Regions from separate parts of the Homo sapiens genome. Here regions 2 and 3 are each linked to region 1. Evidence: read pairs that join two places in POLR2A ChIA-PET (ENCODE). Cell type or tissue: HepG2. All regions are shown on one strand. Links, peaks and the distances in the headings refer to the core of each region. The heading gives the core; the rest is flanking DNA.

Region 1 (9,918 bases), core at 4,029-6,528:
CCATCCAATACATTAACTATGACCAATTCATCTTAAAAATGCAGTGCTAACAAAAGTTCTGGTTTTACAGCATAGCCTTTTTACTGCCTGAGATTCTTCCATTGAAACATCCCATCTTTGCTTGTCATATCTCTTAATTCCTCTACTTCTCTGGTGCAATTTAGTCTAAATAAATTCTTTTAGCTTTATTTGGAGGCTATTTTTAACCCACTTTCAGAAAAACGGAGACAAAAACCATTCATTTGTGTAACTTTTATAAAAAACCCACCATTCTTAGCTCTTTTTCTTTCCAGAGCCCCTGCATGGTTTTTAGGACATGTTTCTCTTCCCTCACTTCACAAATGTGGAAACTGAGTTACAGAGAAGTGACTTATTTATCTTATTAGACAGATAATGATAGAACTCAATAGAAACCACAAGTCTCCTGATTTCTAGCTCTTTGTGCTTGCAACTAAGCCCTTTTGGTTTTGTGAAATATTAACTGTGCAGAACAGATTTTTAGGGACTGGAACAAGCTGGAAATCCTTAGCCATGGAATACTGTGGCATTACTTGGTCAACAATTAGTATGGGTCTTGGAGTCTGATTAACTTGGTTTACCCCTCCGTCTGAATTAACGATGTGGTTGTTTTCCATCTTGATAGCTAGAAAAGAATCTAGGGCTAGTTCTTTTTGCAAGAGGCATACTGTCAGCACAATTCATTAAAAATAATTCACTTTCGTGAATGTGAGAGGTACCTGATTCTATGTGATGCAGATTCGGTGAGTTCCAACCCTGACCCCCCACTGGCTATTAACCTTTGTTAAGAGAAAGTTACACCAGGTTCTGGTCTCCGAGGCAAGGGTCTCAAATTGACTCTACCAATGTGAGATCTACAGTAGTTTCTTTTGACTTTGTTTTTAAAGTGGTACATCAAAAATAATAATAATAAAAAAAAAGTTAGCCAGGCGTGGTGGCTCGCACCTGTAGTCCCAGCTACTCAGGAGGCTGAGGCTGAAGGACTGCGTCAGCCTAGGTCAAGGCTGCAGTGAGCCCTGATTACACCACTGTACTACTCCAGCCTGGGCAACAGAGCAAGGCCCTGTTTTTTTTGTTTTTTTTTAAATCATAACTAAGGGTGGCTCAGGTAAGTAAGAGTATAATAGATTTTAATTAAAAAATAACAAACCTGACAAGACCAGTTCAATAAAAGTGTACAGCTTAAAAAAATAAAGAAAACAACAACAAAAATATTAAAGTGGTACAGGGAAGATATTGCAGTAGGTGACTGCAGGTGGAAGAAAGGTGTAGATAGGGGATACTGGGCAACCAAGAATATCATCACCATCAGCATCATTATCACCGACCCCTTTCATGGAGGGCTTACTCTGTGTCAGGCCCTGTACCAAGCACCCTGCATGCATCCCTGTAAGGTAGGTATACAGTGTATAAAAAACTCCAAGCCATCTTGGAGTTCTTGCATTTTTAGAACTTAATCTCTTAATTTTAGAAAAGAATTCACTGAAGCCCAGGGGAGTTTGCCTACTTCATGATTTTTCTGGGACAAATTTTGTCCCCTAGGATACACGATCACTTAGAAATTGCACCTTTGCCTGCCTCAAGGCCCAGTGCATATACCAGCGGGATCTCTCCAGGATCTCTATGATCATGGCCTGTACAACCCCTCAGACTTGCATTTTAACTGGGATTGTACTGGTGAAACAGACTGCTCGGGCCTGGACATCTATAGACAGCCCTAGGACCACCATCATCATTATTCCAGAATAGAGGAAAAGTCTGTATCTTTCCTTGAAGATTATATAATCCAGGAATTTGAATACATCAGTCACTTTAGGTTTTTTAAAAATATAAACTTTTCCCTTCCTTACTCCTTGCCAGCTTTTCTTTAATTCCCTTTAATTTCACTTTGTTTGAACTGGACATAAACACTGAATTCTCCAAACTCACTCATTTCAGAGTTACAAAAGAAAGTAATGAAAGAAAACTGAGATTTCATCTACATGAATTTCTCACACATTTACAAACATAACTGCTGCTTGACTTGATTTAGAATATCTTTTTAAACCCAGCAATTCTAGAACTGTAGAATGCTTTCTCTTTTTTCTCCTTTTCCACTCATTCATTCTCCAGATATTTATGTTCCTGGCAATGAGCTAGGCATGGGGGAATACAGAAATGAAAAGAGACTCTGTCCTCCATGAAGTTTATATGTTAAAAACGTATATATAAAATAACATATCAGCAAATAATTATTTCTATGTCAGGATTTTTTTCTTCTATTTTCAACAGTGAAGTTTCCTTGGGGGTGTTGGAATGCGTATTATAATAGTTTTATGATTAAAACCGGCTTGGGCTGTTTTGCCAGCATGTGGTTGTCCCAATTAAATGTTGGCAAAATAAATGATCCCAAATTAATATGAATCATTCCTAATTAAAATAATTTATCACTAAAGTATATATTATGCCACATAAATGTAAGAGGGCTGTTTTCCCCCAAGTTAGTCTTTGTAAATACACATTTTCAAAATCCAAACAAACCAACCGGAAGGAGCATGAAAATTCAGACTGTAAGTGTGCTTCTAGTTTATGCTTTCCTCTCTAAATTCTGCCTAAGAATTTGCTTTATTATCAAAGTTCTCAAAACAATGGCTTATGGGCCTGTAGCCAGAACATATCAGCCTTGTTTTCTGTGCATCCTAAAATAATTACAGTATTATCATTATTAGCTCTAATAAGAAGTAGTGCCTACAGTCAGCTGTTTCAGCGTTGTAGACCACTGTGAGGAGCTGGCCTTTGGGTCTGAGATAAACTCTAACCTCAGACAATCTCTGGGAGCTATTTCCTTATCTGTAAATTGATGAGATTAGATTAATAAATCTCCAATAGTTCCTCCCAAACTCCAAACACTCAAGGGATCTAAAACAAAAGAAAAAAAATCCTAGAGAAAAAAACTGGGGCAAGACTTGGGTTCTTTAAATACCATCTCATCTGCTGTACATCTACAAATACTGCTCTTTATGGCAGTGAAGGTCAGAAAACCTTAAATCAACATTTAATGGGTAGCAGACACAAATATAAATGTGTTCAAAATCCCTTCCTTAATTTTATAGTCTCGATTTTTCTTTCTTCAAGCTGGTTTGTAGAAAGTGGAATGGGGGTTCAAATAACCTATTCTTTTTCCGTGGTAAATTGTATTATTTTATTTATTTATTTATTTTTGAGACAGTCTCGCTCTGTCGCCCAGGCTGGAGTGCAATGGCACGATCTCGGTTCACTGCAACAACCCCCGCCTCCAGGGTTCAAGCGATTCTCCTGCCTCAGCCTCCCCAGTAGCTGGGATTACAGGCATGCGCCACAATGCCCGGCTAATTTTTGTATTTTTAGTAAAGACGGGATTTCGCCATGTTGGCCAGGCTGGTCTCGAACTCCTGACCTCAGGTGATCCGCCCACCTCTGCCTTCCAAAGCGCTGGGATTAACAGGCGTGAGCCACCGCGCCTGGCCCAAGGTAAATTTTTCACCCTAGCGGGGAGTAAGGTACTTCCTGGCATATGCAGCACAGATTCCCAGGCCCCTCCCCTGGAGATTTTTATTCAAACTGTGCCCCAAGGCAGGGTTTCCCCACCTTGCAGGGTGGAGCTAATCACCTGGCGCTCGATTTAAAATACAGATTGCCGGGTGTCACCCCTGCTCAAGGACCAGGGAAGTTCAGGCTAAAATCACACTCTGTAGGTATTGGGTTCTGCCAGTTCTGGCTTTTCTCACTCTTTCCTGCTGGGAGGGGTGGACCGTGCCGGGCAGAACTGCCAGCCTCCAGGCGGGAAGGAAGGAGGAGAACAGATGGCCCACTGGGGGTAGAGGATCACGTGTTGGACCTCATTCTGGGCTGCATCCAGACCTCTCCCTTTCAGGGCCCAGCCCCTCCAGCTCCAGCGACCCCACCTAGGCACACGGAACATATGTGGAGGAAACCAGTGTTCATTTTGTTGAAAGCAGGGGAATTAGAGAAGGAGGCGAGCTTGAGGAGGGGAGAGGCTAAAGGGATAAAGCTTCCAACAATGGCGATGTTCCTGGATTTTGAAATACAATCAGGTAAAGCCCGATCTGGTGGAACGCCCGTGGCCATAATGACAGCTAACACCCAGGGGCTGGAGGGGGAAGGGCGCTCAGGCAAGCGCGAAAACTTGCACGCCGCCCTACTTTGCTCCCGCCCCACTTAGCAGCCTTCCGCAAAACTCCAGCCCTCTCCTCTGCAGCGCAGAAAGGCCGCCCGTTCATGCATATGCAGGAGGATAAGTTTAGCTCGCAGCCCCCCGCGCTCCGACCGGCCCAGCGCGGCACTCGGTGAATCACCCGCGCTCGGGGGCGGGCGCTCGGCTCCGGCCGCGGACTGGCGGGCGACTCAGCCACTCGTGGACCGCGCGCCCCGGCCTGGCATCGCCCTTTTAAAAAGTCTTCCGCAGGCGGCCGCCGCCGCAGCAGCCTGAGGAGGCGAGTTCATCTGAGGACAGTCCCAGTTCTCAGAAATCCCTTCCCTGCTGGAACATCAAGCTCCCTTTACTGCAGTTGAACAAACTGCCCTAGATTGGGGGACCAGGAACCCGCCCCAAACTCGTGCAAGGAGCTCCGGGCGCCCACGCCCACGTGAGCTAACCTTGAAATTAGCCCCTGCACCCGGGAGCGCGGGGGTGGGAGTGGGCGGGGACCGGGGGGGAGCCCCGCGCGGCCCAGGCCCTTGCTTTGCGCTCTCCGCGTGCACGTACCGCCCCCGCCACCCTGTTTCATAACTCTGGCGGTGTTGCATTTTTTTTTCTTTTAATCTCCCGGGTAGATGGGTGTGGGGTTCCTGTGTTGGGGAGAGGGCAGGGCACCTTGGCCACCTTCCATCCCCCACGCCCGCGAGGAAGAGGAAAACCTGCCCTGCGGTCCTCCTAGGAACACTGCAGAGTAGGGTGTCGAGATGACATCAGCTTCTAAACATAGCAAGCACCGCACCCCAACTCCATGGGCTGCGGGGGTGGGGAGGGAGTGGGGGAGGCGGGTGCTGCTGTCCCCGGGCGGGGCGTGGCGGGCAGGCCGGCCAGGCTGTGCGGGAGGAGATGACTTTGCAGGAATTGCGCTCCCAGAGTTTGCCGGCAGATCTCTCCCGCGATGGCCCGGCCAAGGGGTTAGGAAACATTCCTGCCATTCCGTGCTCTCCCCTACCCCACAAGAACCACACGCACGCACACACGCACTCTTGGATCGAATGTGCCTTTATTTATAAATCAATCCAGCCCCAGCCCAGGTTCGGTCCGGTCCCGGGAGCACCTGCGCCCCGCGTCTGCCTTCAGGCTAAGCCTGCGAGGGGTTCGGTGTGGCCCTCCCAGTGAGTCAGAATGGGCTGTGTTTCCTGTGGTTGTTGTGGAACAGTTTGTCCTTTTTACTCTCCGCCCCCCCCGCCCCGTCTCCACCCCCTTGGTAAATATAGCGCTCACGTTTCATCATCTCTTTGTCCAACGAGTGCCAGACACCCCGGCCCGCGGCCCCCGCCGCCTCCCTCCTCCTCTCCGCTCGGTTACCTCGCATAACCTCGCGCGGGCAGGCACCGGGCAGCAGCTCTCCCCGCGGCCGCGCCCGCCCGGCACCCAGCGCTTCCCGCCGCAGCACACCCCCAACCCATTCTCCCCTCCCCTTCTTCCAGTTCCCCCTTCTGTACGGCCCCCATGCTCTTGTCCCACCCCCTCTACTCGGCGTCCGGGTACTGGGTCGAGACGTGTGTAGGTGTAGGGAGGTGGATAGCCCTTTTCCGAGCCGTAGGCGTCACCCCTACGCCCAGGCCCAGGCCCAGTGCTGGATCCTGCACTTTCCCAACCTCCCCCTCCCAAGTTCCAAGGTTGCCCTCTGTTCCCCTCCCAAGCGCAGGTGACAAGCTGCTGAGACAGTGTCTGATTCACCGACAGCTGAACCAGCTACTGGTACTTGGAGGTGGGCGTTTGCTGAACTGTTTTCCTCCCACCTCCCCCAACCCCCTACCCCGGTGGGGAGCGGGCTGGAGGGTCGGAAGAGGCAAGGTGGATGACAGCCGAGAAGTGCGTGCCCGCTCTTCCCTCTCTCCCTCCTCCTCCCAGTTTCATTTCCACACATACAGCCACCCACCGGGGACCGGAGGCGGCTAGTGTTCTCTGAACGCCGGGAACTGGCTCTCTCTGTGGTCTCCTGTTTACTTCCCTCCTCCTCTTTTCCCCTCCCTTCTCCCCGCCCCCATCTCCCGGCGCCGCTTCCCGCCCAGAGCAGCTGGGAAACCTGCAGCTGAACACTGCAGTCATGGGACTTCCCTGGCCCCGAGCTGTGCCCCAGGTTTGCCCTGTCCTGTCCTGCCTTGCCCTGTGTCCGCTTTTTGGGGGGCACTTATTTGTCCTGAAAAGGGTCTTAAGGCTCCCTATCCAGGAACGTGGAAGAGGTGACTGCTTCCCTCCCCCTTCCTCTCCTCCTGACTCCCCTGCCAGCTACCTTCCTGTGGGGGCCCTGCCTGGCTGTCTTTTTTGGCCAGGATTCTGGGCCACCCCCACGAGTGGCCACCTGTCCAGGGAGAAGTGGTGAGACAGCTAACGGTGTGTAAGAACTCTGCATCCAGGATGCTGCAGAGCTGGCTTCTTTGCCATCACAGACTGTCCTGTTCGTAACAGGGTGCCCAAAATTCTCTGCCGACCAAGGTTTTCAGGCAGAACCCCAAAACCTGCTCCTAGGGACACACCCTCTCCTTATGGAGTCTGGCAAAACCTTTCCTTTCAAAGCTTGCTTCACAGCGGGGAAGAATGCAGGCTCTCTCCCTAAGTAAGCTGAATGAACAAAGGACTCCAAGGAGGCCGTGGGGGTTCCAGCTCTGGGTGCCGCCTGCCTGAAGTTCACCCCATTTAAAAACCACCTCTTCACCACCACCCTCTGCTCCACTGCCATGGTTACCAGCTCCCTGTCCTTCCCAGCACAATGTTGCACAGAGGCAGAAACAAACAAGGACATTTAAAATGTTCTTTTAAATACCCAAAACACTGCCTTGGTATTTTGGTAGCAGAGAAGAGGGAATAAAAGTCCTGACTGTTTGCTGGTTTCCTTCTGACCCCACGACCCTGAAAAAATCCTTACCCTGGATGGCCTCTCAGCTGCCAAAAGAGGGAAGGAAGCTTGGTGAGATACTAGAGAGTGGAATTCAGAACAAACCCTTGGCAGGAGAATTATTCACCAAGATAGACTCTTCTTTCTTCCCCCTCCACCCCAGCTGCTTTGAAGTACCTGCCATCAGACTATACCACCTCCGCTTTGTGGCTGTCATCTGCAGGCTCTCCTGCACTCCCCCTCATTCCCCGAAGATTCTAGCACCTGACTCACAGTCCCCCACCTCCACCCAACTCCTATTAACATTTTTGGTGAATTTAGCATCCCAATAGATTAATGACCTATCTGAAACCCTGGTACCTGAACAGCAATCATTTTTTTCCTCCACCCCACTGTCACATGGGTATCTTCAATCTTTTCATCACCAAATAACAGCACCACCTCCGACCATCATCCTCCTTCCTGACCAACACTTCTTTCTCTCCCAGCTTATTTGCTCAAATAACCACATTTGAACAATTCTTTGACCCTATTTTGACTTCCAGTCTACTTTTTCACTGTCTGTCATTGACCTTTCATTCTTACATCTCTCCTACCCACCTTAAGATTTCATGGTCTTCCACTATATCATTCTTTCGCATGCACCTCCCCCTACTCTCTCATTCCTGGGACCATCTGGCCAAACTCTTGATTCTGTCCAGCTTAACACACTGGACAAAAATGACAGGGCTAACTGTTGTCACTCTAAATTTATGATCATACATCTCAAGTGGGCTCTCAACACTGTCCGTGTGCATTTCCCTCGTCAGTTTACTTTCCCACACGCTGAAATGACTATATTGCACCTTCTCTCTTCAAACTTCCAACACCCCTCCCTTCCTCACTCTGAGCTGAGAAACTTGCTGCTTATTTTACTGAGAAAATAAAAGCAATTTGACAAGAACTACCTCCTCTTCCCACCATCATATCTTCCATCCTGCCTACCTTTCCACCCAGACGCTGCCTTCTCTCTTGTCACCTGATATACTGTTCCTGCTCCTGTCTAAGGCAAATCCTTCCATGTGGCACCAGGTTCCCTTCCCCTCTAGGCTATTTAATGACTGTTTCTAAAATTACCCCATCTCCTGCTTATCAAGTTGTTGCTCTGTTCTAAATCATTCACTTCAGCACAAAAAAGTGTCCTCCCTCCTGTCTTTATATGTATACTTCTGCGTCTGTGCCCCCTTGACCCCATATCCTCCTGCACTGTTACTCCATTTGCCATCTTCCTTGTATGCAGACATCTCAGAGTTACCTCTATGTACTGTCTATATGTGCACACCCCCTGTTCTCTTTTTATATTTATTTATTTATTTTTGAGGCGGAGTCTCACTCTGTCGCTCGGGCTGGAGTACAATGGCGTGATCTCGACTCACTGCAACCTCTGCCTTCGGGGTTCAAGCGATTCTTCTGCCTCAGCCTCCTGAGTAGCTGGGACTACAGGTGTGCACAACCATGCCTGGCTAATTTTTGTATTTTTATTAGAGACGGGGTTTCGCCATATTGGCCAGGCTGGTCTCGAACCCCTGACTTCAGGTGATCCACCCGCCTCAGCCTCCCAAAGTGCTGGGATTACAGGCATGAGCCACCATGCCCGGCCCTCCTGTTCTCTCTTGATCTCACACCAATCAGACGTTCATTTCTGTCACTGGACTGAAACTACTCTTCTCAGGATCACGGATGACCTCCATGATGCCAAGTCTATTGGGCAGTTATTTCACTTCACATCACAGCAAAGAAGACTAAGGAGTGGACAGTGAAATAGAGGAAAAGAGAGACTATGGTGTCCTAGGAGCCAAGTGAAGAAAAGGAAGAGAGGTGGATTCCTTCTTTTTCTTCTTTGCTACTTTCAGTTCTTCTCCTGGCTTTCTCTCTCTCTTTTTTTCTTTTCTTTTTTTTTTGTACAGAGTTTCGCTCTTGTCACCCAGGCTGGAGTGCAGTGGTACAATCTCAGCAGCTCACTGCAACCTCCACCTCCCGGGTTCAAGTGATTCTCCTGCCTCAGCCTCCTGAGTAGCTGGGATTACAGGCATGTGTCACCATGCCTGGCTAAGTTTTCTATTTTTGGTAGAGATTGGGTTTCACCATGTTGGCCAGGCTGGTCTCACACTCCTGACCTCAGGTGATCCGCCTGCCTCAGCCTCCCAAAGTGCTGGGATTACAGGCGTGAGCCACTGCTCCCGGCCTCTCCAGGCTCTCTTAAAGTCGAGTTGCCCTGGAGCCCTGTCCTTGTTTCTCTTCCACATCCATACTCACTCCCTTCCTGGTTTCATGCAGCCTCAAGGCTTTAATATCTTCAGGGTTGGTTCCGTGGTTCACACCCATAATCCCAACACCGTGGAAGGCCAAGGTGGGAGGATTGCTTGAGCCCAGGAGTTGGAGGCTGCCATAATCTATGACTGCACCACTGCATTCCAGCCTGGGTGACAGGCTTTAATACCTTTTACATGCCAGGGTTGACCCAATTTTTATATTTTTATCTTCAATTCACACCTCTTTCTTTCTTTCTTCTTTCTTTCTTTCTTTTTTTTTTTTGTTTTTTTGTTTGTTTTTTTTTTTTTTTTTTTGGAGTCTTGCTCTCTCATCCAGGCTGGAGTGCAGTGGTGTGATCTCAGGTCACTGCAACCTCTGCCTCCTGGGTTCAAGGGATTCTCGTGTCTCAGCCTCCCAAGTAGCTGGGATAACAGACGCTTACCACCATTCTCAGCTAATTTTTGTATTTTTAGTAGAGACAGTGTTTTGCCATGTTGGCCAGGCTTGTCTCAAACTCCTGACCTCAAGTGAT
Region 2 (8,945 bases), core at 486-2,985, 65 kb after region 1:
TTCCTGACTTGGGAGTTAAATCCCATGCTTACATATTTTATTTATTTTGGTTATTCTTGGGAGTTATTGCATGTTATTAAGACCAGAATGATATGAGAGAATGACACGATTCAGTCTGTTTTGGTGAGGTAGCTGATGGCCATGGGAAGGATCCATGGGAAAGGTGAGAGGCTGGAAACAGGGAGACCACTAAGAAGATATACAAATCATCTGAAATAGTACGAGTGGGAGGGAAAAGTAGACTGGACAGATGAGGCACTGGGACAGATAAATGACTCAACTCAGCAATGACAGAGGGAGAAAGAAAACTTGACCATAACTGAATTTTCTCACCTGGGTGACTGGATATGGTTTGGATATCCAAACCGTATCTGCCCAAATCTCATGTCGAAATGTAATCCCCAGTGTTGGAGGTGGGTCCTGGTGGGAGGCAATTGGATCATGGGGTCGGATTTCTCAGGAATGGTTTAGTACGATCCTCTTGGTACGGTCTTCACAATAATGAGTGAGTCCTCACGAGATCTGGTCATTTAAAAGTGTGTGGCACCTCTTCCCTCTCTCTGGCACCCGCTCTGGCCGTGTGATGTGCCTGCTTCCCTTTTGCCTTCCACCATGATTGTTTAAGCTTCCTGAGGCTTTCCCAGAAGCCGAGCAGATGCCAGCATCATGTTTCCTGTACAGCCTGAAGAACTGTGAGCCAGTTAAACCTTTTATCTTTATAAATTGCCCAGTCTCAGGTATTTCTTTATAGCAGTGCAAGAACAGCCTAATACAGTGACTGCTAGGAGAGAGGAGCCAAGAGAAGGAATACAGGACCAGGGTCTTTTACTTCTCTTTTTATAAAGGGAAAATAATGAGTTGGGTTTCAGACAGGTTGAATTTGAGGGGTCTATGGGACATCCATGGGGAGAATTCTAGCCATCATTTGGAAATACATATCTGGAGTTAAAAGCCAAAGAGGTAGTTCAGGATTCAGTCACACAGAGGAACCAATGGAAGCCTTGGGAGTAAATGCTATCACCTAGGATGAGAGCCACACAGGGCATTTATAGGCCTGAAAAAGGACAGCCAGGTTAGACCTTGAGAGGTGCCTAATGAACACCAGAGGAAGAGAATCTGAAAACAATTCCTAACAATGTGGAGTGTCGTTAGTTAAATCCAGACCTCTACTTCTGTGTCTGATTCTTCTTTAACATAGAGCAATGACTCACCTCAATGTGGCCTGTTGGTGTTTGAGAATGAACAACACAGGTAGCTTTCTCCTGTACATCATTTATGGGAGTGTTTCTCAAGATCTCCTGATAGTTGACCATGACTCACAGTGAGAAATATACTTTATTTTGGGACCAACAACATACATGTCTATATAATTATTTAAAGCAAAGGGCTTCATGAAACAATATCTACCTGTATCTTCTGAAATTAATGCAGATATGTTCTGTTTTATTTTATTAAAAAAATGCTAGTCGGGTCCCACTAAGTTGGTATCACAACCACTAATGTGTTTCAAACCCGTAGTTTGAAAGACACTGGGTTGAGGGACTGTGGTTTCTGGAAGTCCACTCTCCCTCTAGTGGTCGATATCTTTCAGGACAGACTCAGCTCAGCCTGAGGATCAGTGGAGAGGACTTAACCCCATCTCCAAAGGCCTCCCTTATGTGTTGGGATTTTTAGCTTTGGGAGGAAGTTTAGGTGAGTCCTACCAACAGGTTTACTTGTGATGTTCCCAGATGCAAATAATAATAATAGACTTTTATTGAGTCAGGCCCATTATATACATTATTAACACAATTAGTTTTAATACTAAGCCTCTGAGGGAAGTTCAATTATACTTTCTTTTTGCGGATGAGAAATAGCAAGGCTAAGAGAAAGAACTTGCCCACGATCACACAGCCAGTAAACGGTGATGCTGACATTCAAACTCAATCAGTTGGTTTGCAGAATCCAGTGCTTAATGCTATTCAGAAAACGTTCTGAAGAGTTGGACAGTGAGCTGTATCTTCCTTGGTTCACCCATGCTTCTGTGCCATGCCTTGCTAAGAGACTTCTGTGTCATTTAGCAAGGCGTAGTCTTTGCACCGTATGCTTTAGACCCTCTCTATGTGTAGCTTCCTCAAGTTTGAAGTTTCTTGGATAATCAAATATCTGACATGCTATCATGTCAGGAGCCAGGACAGGCAGGAGAGAGAAAGAGTAATGGGCAGGCAGGGGCTGCTGAAAGGGCCTCTGAAGCTGGGCTGGAAAAGGCAGTCTGAAGGGATGGAGTTTAGACCCTCATTATCTCCACCTGGCAGCAGCTTCCCCACTGACACCCTGCCTCCGTGCTCACCCCTAAGAGTCCAGCCCCCTCCGTGTCTCCGCCAGGCTTATCTGTGCAAAGCAGCACTGTCATCATCACTCTCCTACTTCATGCTTCCTGCTGACACTGCAGCCTCATCTTGTCCCAAACTGAACTCTTCTCTCTTCCTTCAGTGCCAGCTTTTCCTTTCTGCCCCCTCCCAGCATCTACAGGATACAGTTCTGGGTCCTCAGATGGCCACCCCAGACTCATGGTGGGCCCTCCTACCTTCCTCCACTCCTCTCCCATTATTTGCCCACGTGAAGCCCAGCCTGGCAAGTTTTCTCTCTGTCCCTGGATTCATGGTACTTGTCTGATCTCAGTGCTATGCCCACATTGTGACTTTTCATGGAACGCATTCCCCTCCCCTTTTCTCCCCATCCTTCAAGACCCAGTTCAGGCCTTACCTCTTCCCTATGGCATCCCCTCATTCCTTCCTTTATTTTTGCATCTTTGCTTTTATAGTTTACATTGATCATATCACCAAATACTGTGGAATATTTAAATAGTTCATGTTTTATGCTCTCAACTAGATTCATTCATTGATTCATTTTAAAACTATTTATTCAATTGCCTATTAAGTTTTGGGCACAGGAAATTTAAGGAGAGTGAGGGTAAGAATAGGTGTCATAACTCCAGGATCCACAAAGTGGGCCAGCACCGTCAAGGCAGTGGAGAGCTGTTGTTTTTAACCCTTTATTTCCATTCTCCTGGGAAAACACCCTGATTTTCTTTTGGTTACTCTATTCTAAGTCTTAGTCCTTGTGGTATGAGCAGCGCTGACCTTTCCTCCTTGAATGAGAAGTGGGCATGAGGCCGAGGCCTGGCCCATGAGAGAACTGCATTCCCTGGTCACAGATGTTGGTTCACAGATGAGTCTGTGACTGTGGCTAGGCCAGTGAGAACTAGCCCTGGGCTCTTGCTAGAACTGCCTGGGCTGTTAAGCTGGTAGGATGTGATCCTGGAGCTCTGGCAATTATTATTCTTATTTTATTTTTTTGACACAGGGTCTCATCTGTTGTCCAGGCTGGAGTGCAGTGGTGCGGATCTCAGACCACTATAACCTCTGCCTCCCAGGCTCAAGTGATTCTCATGCCTCAGCCTCCTGAGTAGCTGAGATTACAGGTACATATCACCACACCCGGCTGATTTTTAAATTTTTAATAGAGATGGGAGTTTCATGTTGGCCAGGCTGATCTCAAACTCCTGACCTCAAGTGATTCACCTGTCTCGGCTTCCCAAAGTGCTGGGATTACAGGTGTGAGCCACTGTACCCAGTCTCTGGCAATTATTATTACCACCACTGGGAGAGGGCCTGCCTGAAGATGAAGCCAACATGGAAGAAATCCTGAGAGTAAGGGAATGGAAAGCAATTGATTCTGGATAACAGCTTTTGAGCACTTCAATCCAGCTAATACTATACCTTGAAGCCAATACATTCTCTTATGGGTTACATTGATTTCTGTTGAGCTTCTGTAAGTCACAGCTAAAAGAGTTCTAATTATTGCAGTGTGTGCTTCATGCTCTATAATTATCTGCATCTGACTTGAACCTGTTCCCCTGACCCCAACTAGCCTAGACTGATTCCCATCCCAATTGAGGTTGGGTTGAGGGGCAAGATTAAAATAAATCTGGCCAGGCATAGTGGCTCACACCTGTAATCCCAGCACTTTGGGAGGCCGAGGTGGGCAGATCACCTAAGGTCAGGATTTTGAAATCAGCCTGGCCAACATGGTGAAACCCCGTCTCTACTAAAAATACAAAATTAGCTGGGTGTGGTGGTGGGTGCCTGTAATCCCAGCTACTTGGGAGGCTGAGGCAGGAGAATCGCTTGAACCTGGGAGGTGGAGGTTGCAGTGAGCCGAGACCACACCATTGCACTCCAGCCTGGGCGACAAGAGCAAAACTCCATCGCAAAAATAAATAAATAAATAAAAAATAAAAAATAAAATGAGCCTGGGGATGGAGGGACGATGAAGAGAGGTTGGTTAATGGGTACAAACATACAGTCAGATAAAAGAAGTAAGTTCCAGTGTTTGATAACACAGTAGGGTGACTATAGTTAACAATAATTTATTGTGTATTACAAAATAGCTAGAAGATAAATGTTCCTAACACAAAGAATGATAAATACTTGAGGTGATGGATATCCTAAATACCTTGATTTGATCATTACATATTGTATGTATGTAACAAAATATCACATGTACCTCATCACTATGTACAATTATGTGTCAAAAAAATAGTTTTAAAGAAAAGATGAAAGTAAGTCAATGGCTTTAGCATGGCTCTGGTCACAGACAAGTGCTGTTTTTTTTCTCCGCATTGAATCCTTCCCACAGAGCCTGGGGCCTGGTGCTGATATCCTCTTAGCATTCGGGGTATACCTGGCACTCCTGTGCTGGCTCATGTCAGCCTTTTATATAAATAGCCTGTATTGCATCTCTGAAAAGAAGGACAGGGCGCAGTGGCTCATGCCTGTAATCCCAGTATTTTGGGAGGCTGAGGTGGGTGGATTGCTTGAGCCCAGGAGTTCCAGACCAGCCTGGGCAATATGACAAAACCCCGTCTCTACTAAAAACACAAAATTAGCCTGGCATGGTGGCGTGCACCTGTAATCTCAGCTACTCTGGAGGCTGAGGCACGAGAATCACTTGAACCTGGGAGGACGAGGTTGCAGTGAGCTGGGTGCGGGCCACTGCACTCCAGCCTGAGTGACAGAACCAGAGCAAGACTCGATCTGACAAAAAAAAAAGAGGATAGGATCCTCATATTGAGCAAGATTTATAGTAATGTGCTTATAAGCCTGTAGTGGGCTTATAAACAGTAAGTGGCTGTGGTTAGGTTACAACAGAGAAAGGAAAACTTACTGTAGTCTTCATTTTAATAATGCCTGTGCATGAGTAGTGGCTTCTGAGTGTGTGTTTTATTTATTCTCTGATAAATTCTTACAAATCAATTGGCATATATTTAATAAGTACCAGCTATAAATTAGAGACCAAACCTTTTTAGTCATTGCACAGCCCTAAGCAGTAGCTGCTTAATTCATATTTTTGGTAATTAATTATGCTTCGCAGCCCTCAAATTATTTAGAGATATGATCGAGCAGAGGGAGTACAAATTTTTGGTTTCCAGTAAAGTACTCATCTTCACCCCTGGTTCAAGGAATGACCCAATATTCCTAAGCTAGTGGTAGGAATATTTTCTTTCCCTCCAGCATTTAGTCTCAGATTCTTGGAATGTTGTCAGTCTCAGAAGTCAGAGGTTGGGGAACATTTGAAAATGCTGTTAACAGAACAGATTATGCCTTGAACTAAATCACTTGTATGCCTCACCTTAAACGTTCCTAGGCTGCCCGGGGTGACTTCTTGTGCCTGCATTTAGTCTCTGGCTCAGGCTACACGTGGACACACCCTTGGATTAGCCCCAAATTGGAGCTTCTCCAGTTGAAGGTGTCCCTCTTAAGTGCTTCTGCCTGGTGAATATTTGGAATATTTCAGGTGCCCTCTCTGGCCCCTTTTACTTAAATCTTTCTGTAATAAAATCATAATAAAATAACTTCAGTGACCTTCTGCTAAGGAGCCCTAGAAACAGCTCTGGTTAGAGGCACTTCCAGAAGTAAGACCAGCCACAGTTCTTTATGGGGGATGAGTTGGGAAGGGCCATCTTATCAGAGAATATGATTTAATTACAGCTGCTTAGGAGCGAGACTTCCCATTCTGGCTAGTTCCTATTAATAAAGCTTAGAATCCTGAGACAGAACAACACCTTCCTTCCCCCAGATATCTCAGGAATCATTAGACTTTAAAGATCCAGCAACAATTTTATTTTTCCTCTAGTTGGGAGTAGGGAAGTGTGGCACTCACCTTCCTTTCTCCACTGGGGTTCAGCAGACACTGATTTTATGGCAGACTCAAAGGCAGTGTTCTCAGCCTTGGGGCACACTAGAATAACCTGGGGGCTTGAAAAACTATTGAGGTCAGGTGCTCACCTCTCAAGATTTTGAATTACGTGGTCCGGGCTATAACCTGGCATCGGGATTTAAAAATCTTCCCAGGTATTTATAACGTGCTATAGTTGTTTGATCTGATCAGGTCCAGGAAAAGAAAAAAGCTAAATCCAGACTTTGCTTAAACAGATCATCATTGCCTAAAATTGTTTTTCTATATGCCAGAGAATATGGAATAATAAGAAATATGACTTTGTAATAAAGACAGCTGGAAAATTCTTTTGATTGTTTTTTATTGTAATTGGGGAGAGTAAAAATCTTGACTTTGGCTTGGCCTGGTGGCAACTGTAATTCCAGTGCTTTGGGAGATGGAGGTAGGAGGATTGCTTGAGGCCAGGAATTTGAGACCAGCCTGGGCAACATAGTGAGATCCTGCCTCTACAAAAAAGTTTTAAACATACCTCTGTCCTGTCAAGATATCTTCCCCAAAGTGAAGCAAGTTTGAAATGAGTGAACATCAGCAAGTACCACCATTCTCAAATTTCCCTGCCTCCCATACTGTCTACTTGGTTTTCCTGTTTTGTGTGAGGAGTTACTAGAGTTGTAGCATATTACAGTAGATAGGGAGTGTTGATATCCTTGATTGTGTTCTCTTCAATTTGCAGGCAAGGAACCGAGGCCCAAAGAGTTAGAGGATATGCCCAGGGTCACATGGTCAAGTAGTGGTTGTAATGACATTCTTGATTTTACCCAACACCTAGTCCCTATTTCTTTCTTTCTTTCTTTCTTTTTTCTTTTCCTTTTTTTTTTTTTTTTGAGATGGAGTTTCACTCTGTCACCCAGGCTGGAGTGCAATGGCGTGATCTCGGCTCACTGCAACCTCTGCCTCCCGAGTTCAAGCGATTCTCCTGCCTCAGCCTCCTGAGTAGCTGGGATTACAGGCGCATGCCACCACGCCCTGTTAATTTTTGTATTTTTAGTAGAGATGGGGTTTTTCCATGTTGGTCAGGCTAGTCTCAACTCCTGATCTCATGTGATCCACCCACCTCCACCTCGGACTGCCAAAATGCTGGGATTACAGGCATGAGCCACTGTGCCCGGCTCTCTAGTCCCTATTTCTTTCTTCTCAGCGGAATCTCAGTTTGGGGTTCTATTCCTCTTATTGTGACTCAGAAGAAGCTGACACCATTTGCAGCTCCAGTATAGATCTTGGTTAGTCTAAGCCAATGAATGAATGTCATTCTCCTGCCATCTGCTGTTGATCTAATGGTGAGTACATGACCCAAGATGGATCAGTCAGACTGAAGGGGACGACTTATTTCCCATGCTTGAAGGAGAAGATTCTTGTTCTGTCTCTTGCATAAACCTCCATTGCCACTGGGAGCCATCTTTTCACTGTCAGGGGTCCATCTGATGCAGGTGTCCAAGCACAATTAGAGCACCGCTCAATGTCTACTAAGTGAGGTGTAATTCTTAGTACATTACACAGTTGCCTCACAATGTCTAGCAGGCTAGGCTACTCCATTGGGCATCTGGGCAAAGCGGCGTTCCTTAACTTTTCCAGGCTGCTGAGGAGAGATGGTGATTAGCCATATCATGGCACTGAGGGAATTTCTGTGCGTTAGTCTTTGGCAATTAAACCTTATGCTGTTCCCCAGTGCTGTGAGTGGCATTGCCTGTATCTGCATAAGACTAGCAAGACAGAAGAAGAAGAAACTACCTGACTCAGCCAAGTGACAGACAATGCAATTTTAGTTGCCTGGTGACACTTTTAGTTGCAATGATGTACTTTTTGTTTCAACTTGAGCTGCTTAAATAATAAAATATTGGCTCAAGTAAATAAAAAGTACTGGAGTGTGTGCCTAAAACCAGAGGTTCAAATGATTTCACGTGTACCCTGTCTCTTGGCTTCCCTATCATCCACATTGCCTTTCTCGCATTCCACATGGGGGCAAGACGGCAGCCAATGACTCCAGACACACCTTCTTCCATGCCTAAGACCAATGGAAGAGAGTCGGGCCTCCCTCCTGTCTCAAGTACTGCAAGTGTCTCCTCACCCCTCATGGGCTCTGGTTGGATTGCATGCCCATTCCTGAACTAGCCATTATGGCAATGCTTTGAATTTCCAGGCCTCAATTGCCTGTCTCTCCCCAGGCTGAAGAACATAAACGGAGATCGGCAGCATGTCCCCAGAGGAAAATCACTGTTCTGTTACCGAGGAGACAGGAAAATAGGCTCTGGCTGTCCAAGCTGATATACCTAGAAGCTTTTCTGAATGTGTAGTTTTTTTTTGTTGTTGTTGTTGTTTGTTTGTCTTGTGCAAAGAGCAGGGAATTTGCAATCAGAAGACTGAGATTTCAGTCCCAACTATCTGAGTCTCAGCTCCACAATTTTTAAATGGGAAAGGCTATCTTTACCCAGTTTGAACCTGGTATTGCTCTGAGGCTTGAATGAGATTCTGGATAGGAAAGTGTTATTTAAAATGATAAGGGCTAAACAAAAAAGAGGGATTGTTGTTATTACTATTATCATCTTTTCTGAGTTTCTCCCACTCATACTTTGGCTATGTGCAAGGTTCTCTTAGGCAAGACATGAAGATTAAATGCAGCTAGGCACAATAGCTCGTGTCTGTAATCCTAGAACTTTAGGAGGCTGAGG
Region 3 (9,579 bases), core at 6,454-8,953, 61 kb after region 1:
TTGGACGCCTCTCTTCCCTTCCTAGTCCCACTCTCTACCTCCTCTACCAGTTTCCTTTAAGGACACTTTTTGTTTTTTTCTTTGTTACCCAGACGAGAGTGCAGTGGTGCCATCTTGGCTCACTGCAACTTCCGCTTCCCAGGTTCATGTGGGAACACTTCTTTTTTTTGTTTGTTTTTGTTTTTGAGACAGAATCTCGCTCTGTCGCCCAGGCTGGAGTGCAATGGCACAATCTCAGCTCACAGCAACCTCTGCCTCCCAGGTTCAAGCCATTCTCCTGCCTCAGCCTCCCAAGTAGCTGGGATTACAGGCGCACGCCTCCACACCCAACTAGTTTTTGTATTTTTAGTAGAGATGGGGTTTCACCATGTTGGCCAGGTTGGTCTCAAACTCCTGACCTCATGATCTGCCTGCCTTGGCCTCCCAAAGTGCTGGGATTACATGCGTGAGTCACTGCGCCTGGCCCTAGGGCACACTTTTTTATAAATCACCTCATCATGAGTCCTTATCTCAGGACCTACTTCTAGGGACTCCACACTTGGGCAAGGTACTGTTAGTACAGTCATTTTGCAAATGAGGAAACTAAGGCTGTTACACACACACGCATCTCCATAACTCCTGCTCAGCCTCCAGATGAGCTTTCTCAGGCACCCTTCCCCAACCCATTTGTCTAGGTAATGTTCCTTGCTTATGTTCTACTTTTTTCTCTTTTTCTATTTTATTATTATTTTTGAGACAGGGTCTTACTCTGTCACCCAGGCTGGAGGGCAGTAGCATTACTATAACTCAGCTATAATGCAGCTTTTTTTTTTTTTTTTTTTTTGAGATGGGGTCTTGCTCTGTTGCCCAGGCTGGAATGCAGTGGCATGATCTTGGCTCACTGCAACCTCCGCCTTCTGGGTTAAAGCGATTCCCCTGCCTCAGCCTCCCAAGTAGCTGGGATTACAAGTGCCTGCCATCATACATGGCAAATTTTTGTATTTTTATTAGAGATGGAGTTTCACCATGTTGGCCAGGCTGGTCTCAAACTCCTGACCTCAGGTGATCTGCCCGCCTTGGCCTCCCAAAGTGCTGGAATTACAGGCGTGAGCCACTGTGCCTGGCCTATCATGCAGCTTTGAACTCCTGCTCTCAATCCTCCTGCCTCAGCCTTTTAAGTAGCTGGGACTATAGGCATGTGCCATCATGCTTGGCTAATTAAAAAAAATTTTTTTTTTGTAGAGACAGAGTCTTCCTTTGTTGCCCAGGCTGATCTTAAATTCCTGGGCTCAAGTGACCCTCTCTCCTTGCCCTCCTGAATTGCTGAGATTACAGGCATAAGCCAGGAAACCCAGCTACTCCGCTTATGTTCTCAGATTCTTCCTTGTTTCCCTTTATCTTGGTGCTAGATTTACAATGATCTGGGTGATTATCCCATCAATGACCATCTCCCCTACTAGAGTGCTGGCTCTGGGAAGCCAGGATCCATGTCTTTTGCTCTTAGCTGTATCTCTAGGACCCTGGCATAGTTTCTAGAACATAGTAATTGCTTAGTAAATATTGACTGACTGAATGAATGATCTGAAGTTTCTCCAGTTTCCTCACAGGCGCTCACTGGTCTCCTGGATAAATACTTTTCAGCCTTTGCTGAGAAATGGGCTGGGAATGCATAATATAAAACCCCTGAGAGGGACACAAGGTCTCCCTCCTACTGCCAGTCTTCTGGGGGTGTTTAGAGAGATGCAATGTCCAGGGCAATGTGACAGTATTTTACTCCAGAGGACCAAAATTTAGCAACTAGAAGCTGATTCTAGAGGGTGGGCCTTGAAAGTTATGTAGAATTTGAATGGATGATTAGGAGGAAATATGAAAAACATTTTAATGAAATACTATGTCATTTAAATACACACACATTCTGAATTAAATACACATTCTTGGATCCCTGTTCTTCTCAACAAAAGTACACTGAGTCTCCAGTTCTCATTAGGAAGCTGATAAATATCTATTTCCTTCTATTCCTGCCACAGTAACTCCCCAGCTATATAAAATTTACAAACTGCTTTGGAAGCATTTGTGGAAAAAAGTGCCAGAGCTCTGTATGTGATTATTGAAATAAATGCTGATTGAGAGATTTCCCAGGTGGATACTTAAAACAGACATGGGCACATATGTACACTCACACCCCACACACAGGATACTTTAGGCTGTGATCAATGGAGATAAATTTTCCCACCTGACAGTTGACTGTAAATCAATCAGTGGTTTTAATAGTCACCAGATTTCTGCTCCTGTTTGCTGCTGTCTCAGGCAATCATTCACCCGCTGGGACACAGGACCTCAAGGATCTTGGCTTTTTGTCATCACTGCACATGGAGACATGGTGCTTAGCAGCAAGGTAAATATTGTCATACTGCGTATGTGAGAGGCAAGAATAAGTAAGTCAGGACATCCTTAGAAAAGTTTATCTCTGGATCCCCACTTTCCTTACCAATAGACTAATAGGAAGTCATGAATTTCCCAGGTTTTTACCAAATCAAAAGATTTTCATGACACTGTATAAGCTGGAAAGTAGTTGAGGGTCAGTAAATATCGAATGAATAGTTTCGAAGGTGAACATGCACTCCTGATTTTTGGGTTAGATTCTTGAACTTGCCCCTCCTGACTTTATTATCCTGTCCATCAAGGTTTGCTTGGAGTTACTTGAACAAGCCAGGCTGTTCCACACCCCAGTACCTTTGCATATGCTGCTCTTGGTGCCTGGATTGGAATGCTTTCCATTAATCCAAGTGGGCTGAGGACATCTGATCTTTCGACACCTGGCACCAGGATTGTCTTTCATCTCCTTTATGAAGTTTTTATTGACTGACTCTCCCACACCCAGAATGAGCCACTCTATCCTGTCCAAATTTGATTGCACATATCTATTTAATAAGATGTGACTGGGACCTTTGGGAAGTCCCTGCTCACACCCTGTACCCACGTGGAAGCCATAATCAATGCTTCACTGCAGCCCACTTGCCCCCTTGCTACCTCTCAAGCCACCCCGAAAGCATTTCAGCTATGTGGATTTGACTGAAATGCTCACAAGGGAGAAAAGTGGAGGGCTTACACTGAACACCATATGGCCAAACTTTATACAAATCCCCGTTAAAAATCTTCCTTCATTCCCAAAGCCTTTTCTCCCACTGCCAGCTGCCTTATCTCCCCTATCCTTTCCAATCCTCCTCTCTCCACTCTCCTCCGGCTGCACTGGCTCCAGCCTCCTTCCACCCCTGGATTCTTCACCACTACCTCAATCCCATTTAGCAATTTAGTGCACTCACCCTTTCTCCTTCATTATCTGGCATGCTTGAAGCTTTAGGTTATGTTCATCAGATCTCTTTGAGATCAATCCCTCTTAAAAGACAAGGGTATTGTAAATAGGCAACACATATATTCTCCTCCTGCTAGAGACTGGAGCAACTTGAGGGCAAGAATCAAGCCTCATATACCTTTGCATCTCTAATGCAAAATATTTAAAATGTTTGTGAAATGAAGAAAGAAATAAAAGAATGTAGCCACCTATTAGAATCCATAAAGTTCTACTCTAATCATGGTTTTCTCCCGTTTGAACATTTTCTACGTCTTCTCAATTAATGCCTTGGCCTCAACTGCCATTTCTCCTTGACTCCAGCACTCTGCTCAGCAATGATGGACCTTCTTTCCCTTAAGCCCACACTGCATATTCTTTCCTTCAGGTGTTCCTTTGGGTTGTCCCTTCATGCCTGGAGTAATCTATGTCATTTATGAGGGTGATTGGTGGTGGGTTACCATCACCCTATTGAAATTGAAGGTGGATGTAACTCGTCTGGTCTTGCAGGTCCAGCCAAATCCTTCCCACTCTTCAAGACTCAACATAGGCCTTACCCCTCAGGATACTTCATTGAGGTCTCTAGCCCAGGCATGAATCTCTGTTGAGTCCTTGGGATATATATAAGCCTTGAAAGCACCCACTCTAAGGGCACTTAGTTATTTGGCTTGCTCTGTTGTGGAATGTGGGGGATGAGGCTTTGAAGCCATTCCTCTTCTCAGACTATGGTCATTATTAGGGCTATTCACCAAATTTTTCAAGGTTTCCTCCACTTCCAGACTTGTGGTAGGTTTGTATATAACTTGGCATTGTGTGTGGCCGATTTGCTTTGGCCAATGAAATATGAGCAGAATTGGCATGAGTCCCTTTGGAAAAGAAGCTTACAGGGGAAGAAGTGTTAAGAGCTGGTGAGCGATCGACCACACTTTCCTTCCCCTGGCATGGTGATTAGCAATGTTTGAGATATGTGGCAGATTGCCCATTAGACTGGGTCCTCGGGTGAGGACCCAGCTGATTCACAATGGGCATCTGGTGAAGGCAGTAAACATACCTTTTTTTCGTTAGGCCATTCAGATACAGAGGTTATTTGTTACTGCAGCACAACCTATCCTATTCAGACAGACTATAATTTCCTTGAGGGCAGGAGACATGCTTAACTCACCTTTCTATCCCCTATAGAACATAGTAGAAGATCTTGTGGATGTTCAATAACTATTGCTGATTATGTATACTGAGATAGGGTAAACTACATGAGACTGGAGAGTGGGACTTGGTCTCAGAACTTCAACTTGAGATCTCAGTCTCTAAAAAATCAAGATAAATATACAAGATGATTCTACCTGTATTCTAATAAGAGTCTCTGGAGCACAATTCTGAAAAACATTTTCTTTTGAAAAAACTTTTTTAAAAATGAAAGAAGATTCTTGCATACAGGGAGGCAGAATAGTGTAATCAAAGGAATCTGGGCTTTCAACCTTGGATAGACTTGGGTTTAAGTGCCAGCTCTGCCATGTCCATGGCTGCATGATCTCGGACAAGTTATTTAAGCTCTTTGAGTCTTGGTTTCTTATCTATAACAGGGATGATATCAACACCTACTCTACAGGATTACTGTGGGGTTGAAATGAGAGAATGTATGTAAAGTACTTGATACATTATGTGTGATCAACAAATGTCATTCTGTTAGGTCTTTGCTCCCACCAGGTGTGTGTGGGTTGGTGCAAACTCTTGCTTAATTCTCTGAGAACTCCCCTTCATTTACTCCTTCTGAGATCTTGGTTACATGCCCAGTCCCTGGATTTATTTAGCTTGGTCCAGGTCAGATCCTTAAGGTTTTGCATTTACTGCCCCAGGCACACTCTGGCCTGAGAAATTCCATCTACGACTGGCTGGAGTTGGCACTAGCCCTTGGCAAATAACTTCAATTGGGAGAGAAGTGTTTTTGAGACAGGCTCTTTGCTGCCAAAATTTTAAATAGGGCCTTCTGTGAGGGAGGTCTGGTCAGGGAAGTGAAGGGAGGTGATCTCCCCAGGGAAGAAAAAACTTAAGGCCAGGCATGGTGGCTCAGGCCTGTAATCCCAGCACTTTGGGAGGCCAAGGTAGAAAGAGCCCAGGAACTCCTCAAGACCAGGAGTTTGCTTGAGCTCAGGAGTTCGAGGCTAGCCTGGGTAACGTGGCAAAACCCCCGTCTCTACAAAAAACTAAAAAATTAGCTGAGCATAGTGGCGTGCACCTGTGGTTCTAGCTACTTGGGAGGCTGAGGTGGGAGGATTGCTTGAGCCCAGGAGGTTGAGGCTGCAGCAAGTCATGATCACTCCACTGCCCTCCAGCCTGGGTGACAGAGTGAGACCCTGTCTGGAAAAAAAAAAAAAAAAAGAATTTAAGATATCCCAGTGACCAGTTCCAAGAAAGCCCCACCTGGGCCTGAGCACTGGCTCTAATGACAGGCGATTGATTACTCTTTGAACTCTGGGATCTGTCAGTGATGGTGGCAGGGGAGTCTGCGAAATTATCCTCAGTGACTGACTCCTTGGGCCACAGGCTGGGGCATGGTGTGGTGGTCCAAGGGCTTGTGTTCTACTGGACTCTTGGACCTGTGAACTTGTGTTTAGGGGTGGAAGTATTGTCCCTGACTAAGTCCTTGAGGCCAGCTCCCTCCTCCTCTCCCATGTAGCTACAGCTGTGGTGTGGCATGGCCAACCTCCCCAAAGGTGCTTGTGTAACTTGTTTTTCAAAGTCTTGGCAGGAGCTCTGGTCCTGAAGTGAGAAAGGGAAAGGGTGTTTACATTCTGGAAGAACAGTTCTGAGAAGTGTCTCACATCAGGGCTGTCCCTGAACAATCCTTGTTCCCCAGTATCTCTGGAAGCTTCTTTTCCTATGGGATGGCTGGTCACAATCATAGAGATGATCTTGGACCTAGAGGAAACAAGCTTGAACATGACAGAAGGTAGGCAGTGAGGAAGCGCTGGTCTGCCACCCAGGGTTTGCTGCCCTGTGTAAACTGCCCTCCCTGGAAAGGTGAGGAAGCTCTCCAGGACAAGACTGTTGTTGCCCCAGTGCCTCCTGCCGTGCCTGGAATAGAGCACAGGGCTACAAACAGGTGCTCCATAGACATTCACTAAGTAAATAAATTGTGAAAATACGTGGGCAAGAAAACATTTCAGAGGTCACATTGGTGCAAATTCTTAATTGACACCAGGTTAACAGCTTTCTCTGAATAGTACTTACATTAATAATAACAATGGTTACTATTTATTAAATACCTAGTGTCTGCCAAGCAAAGGGAGATATTATTTCCTTAAATCCCACAATAGTTCTACTAATAGGTAGACTCTCCCCAGTTAATAGCTGACAGCGCAGAGACTCATGGGCACAAATCTGAGAAACTTGCCTGAGGTTCACCCAACAAATTAGGATTCAAAGCCACTGCCTAGGAGGCCCTGATTATCCTCTTTCTGTTTCTCTGTGAGGCCCCTCTGTGCCCTGCTCACCTCCTGCTGGTCTCTGCTCCTGCCACAGCAGCGGGGAAACAGGAACCTTTAAAGAAGGCTGAGGTGCAGTTCCATCCCTCCTGGGGCGGGCAGTTGTGCATTCTTGCCATTTTTTTCCTCTTGCAAATAGGCTTGAAGTCAACGTAGAAAGGGCAATGCAAAAGCAGCCCCGTTCCAGATGTCTGCTTTGTCATACTTTAAAACACCCACCCATATTCAGGCCTGTCCATCCTTCATTCTGGCAGCCCTCCCCTCCCGCCTTGCCACCTGTCTCCATACACAGCTTTCCCTTTTCCTGTCCTTCCTCTTCTGATGGGTGTGAGGGCCAGATTTCACTTCACTAGAACAACCTTGCTACTAGTATTATTCTAGGGACAGGCCCTGGCACAAAATAAACACTCGATAAGTATGTGTTGAATTGCACTTTAAATTCTAGACAAAGGAGGAAAAAGCTTTGGATCCAGAAGAAAATAGAAAAGCTGGGAGTGGGGGTTAGGGTAACAATGAACTTGATCCTCTATCCCCTCTTTCCTCCCTCACTGCCTCCCTCCCTAAGCCCGGGCAGCAATGTACTTAGTATTACTGCTGTCATCTGATTACAGTAACATCCAAACAGATTGAAAAGCCCCAATCAATGCCAGAGCTGAAGTGCACACGCAGGGGGTTGTTCCCTTGGAAATGTTGCAGCTGTAATTACTCTCCAAAGAGAAAAATCTAAACAACTTTCTTGACCCTCTGGGGAGAGGAAGTAACAATTGAACTACAAGGGGCAGAAAGTCATTTCTGACGTACCGTGTGCGTGTGTGTGTGTGTATGTGTGGGTCCCCACCTTCGCAGTGTACTGTCCAGAGATCGTCTTTGACAGCCCTGCATTCAAACGCCGGGCTGTGGGTCGGCGGCGTGGTGCCTGCTGCTGCCGCCGCGGCAGCTGAGATCATGCTGTTGATCTTGTTTTACACAGAGCAGCCCAGCCTGTTGTGCCAGTACAGAATGTTCTCTTCTGTGAACTGAGTTTGAACTTTTCCAACCCACTTTGTTTGAGGAACCACACAGACAAAGAGGGAAAAGACAGGGAAGATAACCCCCAAATCGTTGAAATCGTGGTGATCTCTCGGATTTTGGCCTAGACCATTTGCTTTTTCGCTACTCAAAATTGACCATCCCAAGCATTACACTTCCTGAAAGAGCAAAGCGCCTGTGATGTCCGTTTTCTAAGACAGGACTTGGCATCAACTTTGGAAATTAACGAGTCTGTCACTGTCTCTCTTCAATTTCTTTTTTTCTTCTTAGGTGTTCAGGGAGTAACGGTAATAAAAGTTATTTTCCTTTAAAGGAAAGGTAAGGCCCCTTGTGCTGGTGACTTCTCTCTCAGTTGTTCAAGCTATTACAATATTCCAAATAGTGTTCCCAGTTTGCTGTTATAACTGGAAATAATTGATTGTAAGGATTTTGGGTCACTGGCCTCCATATAAATGACCAATGAGAAAAGCTGTTAATGCTTGGTAAAGTAAGGTGGTTGGAAATACCTTTTCAAAAACCATCCTCATATAGCAAGACCCCATCTCAAGCAACAACAAACAAACAAAACCCACAACTTTCAAGTTAGATGAGGTCCACAGGAAAAAACAACCAAAAAAACCAAAGCCATCTTCACCTAGTCATAGGGTTGAGTCTCCAGTTGTTTAGGGGGTTGCTTGGACGATCTGAGTGGGAGACCTTTATAGCATAGACAGAATGGTGCAATGCAGTGATTTTCCAATGTACTATTATTAGTTTTTAATGATAGTGGATTCCTTTCTTTGGAGTAAAATTCACCAAACACTCACTGGTGAAGCAGGAAGAGCACAACTTTGAAGTGTGAGCTGTGGATCTGAAGTGTGAGGTGTGGGTTTGAGTCTCCTTCTACTTAGGGGTGCTCCTGTGATACAGGGAAAGTCACATCTTCCGAGCTTGATTGGTGAAAGGAGCATAAGGCTTGTCTTGTATACTTGCAGAGTCATCCGTAAGTGTCCAGTGTTATGCTGTTGCACCAATGAGAGATTTTTCTCCTAAATTCTCAGTTCTACCACCTGCTTCATAGTTTGGGGCTGCTGTCTTATGGTTTTTGCTGACTGCTGGTAATAAGGAAATCTCTAGAAAGGAGTCCTTACTCTGAGATGGGGCTAGTTCCCAGAGATTCCCTGTGACTTTTTTCTTTTTCTTTTTTTTTTTTTGGGATGGAGTCTCACTCTGTCGCCCAGGCTGGAGTGCAGTGGCACGATCTTGGCTCACTGCAAGCTTCGCCTCCCAGGTTCGCACCATTCTCCTGCCTCAGCCTCCCGAGTAGCTGGGACTACAGGCGCCCACCACCATGCCTGGCTAATTTTTTGTATTTTTAGTAGAGGGTTTCACTGTGTTAGCCAGGATGGTCTCGATCTCCTGACCTCGTGATCCACCTGCCTCAGCCTCCCCCTGTGACTTTTGTTGTTGAAAAGTCACGTGTCAACATGCCATCAGAATATTAAATAGTTCATTCATTCTATAAATGCCCCCCTGAATGCTTGCTATGTTTAAGTTGGTGACTGGAATCTAGGGGTTGAGAGATGAGTAAGATATGTTGACTGCCTTCAAAGACTTTATTGTCCAGTGGGAGAGGCAGAAATACATACTCACACACATGATCCATAACATAGTATTTAAAATGCAAATGACATCTGGGCATGGTGGCTCACATCTGTAATCCCAGCACTTTAGGAGGCTGAGATGGGAGAATCACTTGAG

Evidence for each region. ChIA-PET counts read pairs that join two places held together with the same protein. Peaks named below come from ENCODE experiments on the same cell type or tissue, not always from the same donor. Only the 100,000 strongest peaks of a DNase experiment are listed, where the experiment ranks them.
Region 2: POLR2A ChIA-PET joins it to region 1 with 23 read pairs; 24 of 35 experiments call an interaction of 5 or more read pairs at or near these places.
Region 3: POLR2A ChIA-PET joins it to region 1 with 40 read pairs; 23 of 35 experiments call an interaction of 5 or more read pairs at or near these places.

Annotation. Positions count from the first base shown.
Region 1 is chr9:70,414,721-70,424,638 of GRCh38, forward strand. The region is part of intron 1 of KLF9-DT (KLF9 divergent transcript); the gene reads left to right. Among named protein-coding and RNA genes, the nearest start is that of KLF9, 5.0 kb to the left of the region's middle. RefSeq lists an enhancer at 4,085-4,806 and silencers at 4,244-4,553, 4,654-4,703, 5,634-5,723. In HepG2, for the core only: no CTCF peak of the experiment used is centred there; DNase peaks (open chromatin) are centred at 4,391, 5,441, 5,851, 6,191 and 2 weaker places; H3K4me3 peaks cover 2,500 bases.
Region 2 is chr9:70,483,146-70,492,090 of GRCh38, forward strand. The region is part of intron 3 of KLF9-DT (KLF9 divergent transcript); the gene reads left to right. Among named protein-coding and RNA genes, the nearest start is that of KLF9, 73 kb to the left of the region's middle. RefSeq lists an enhancer at 2,228-2,534. In HepG2, for the core only: a CTCF peak has its summit at 1,577 (motif pointing left); a DNase peak (open chromatin) is centred at 1,576.
Region 3 is chr9:70,473,106-70,482,684 of GRCh38, forward strand. The region is part of intron 3 of KLF9-DT (KLF9 divergent transcript); the gene reads left to right. Among named protein-coding and RNA genes, the nearest start is that of KLF9, 63 kb to the left of the region's middle. In HepG2, for the core only: no CTCF peak of the experiment used is centred there; no DNase peak of the experiment used is centred there; H3K4me3 peaks cover 381 bases; H3K27me3 peaks cover 2,158 bases.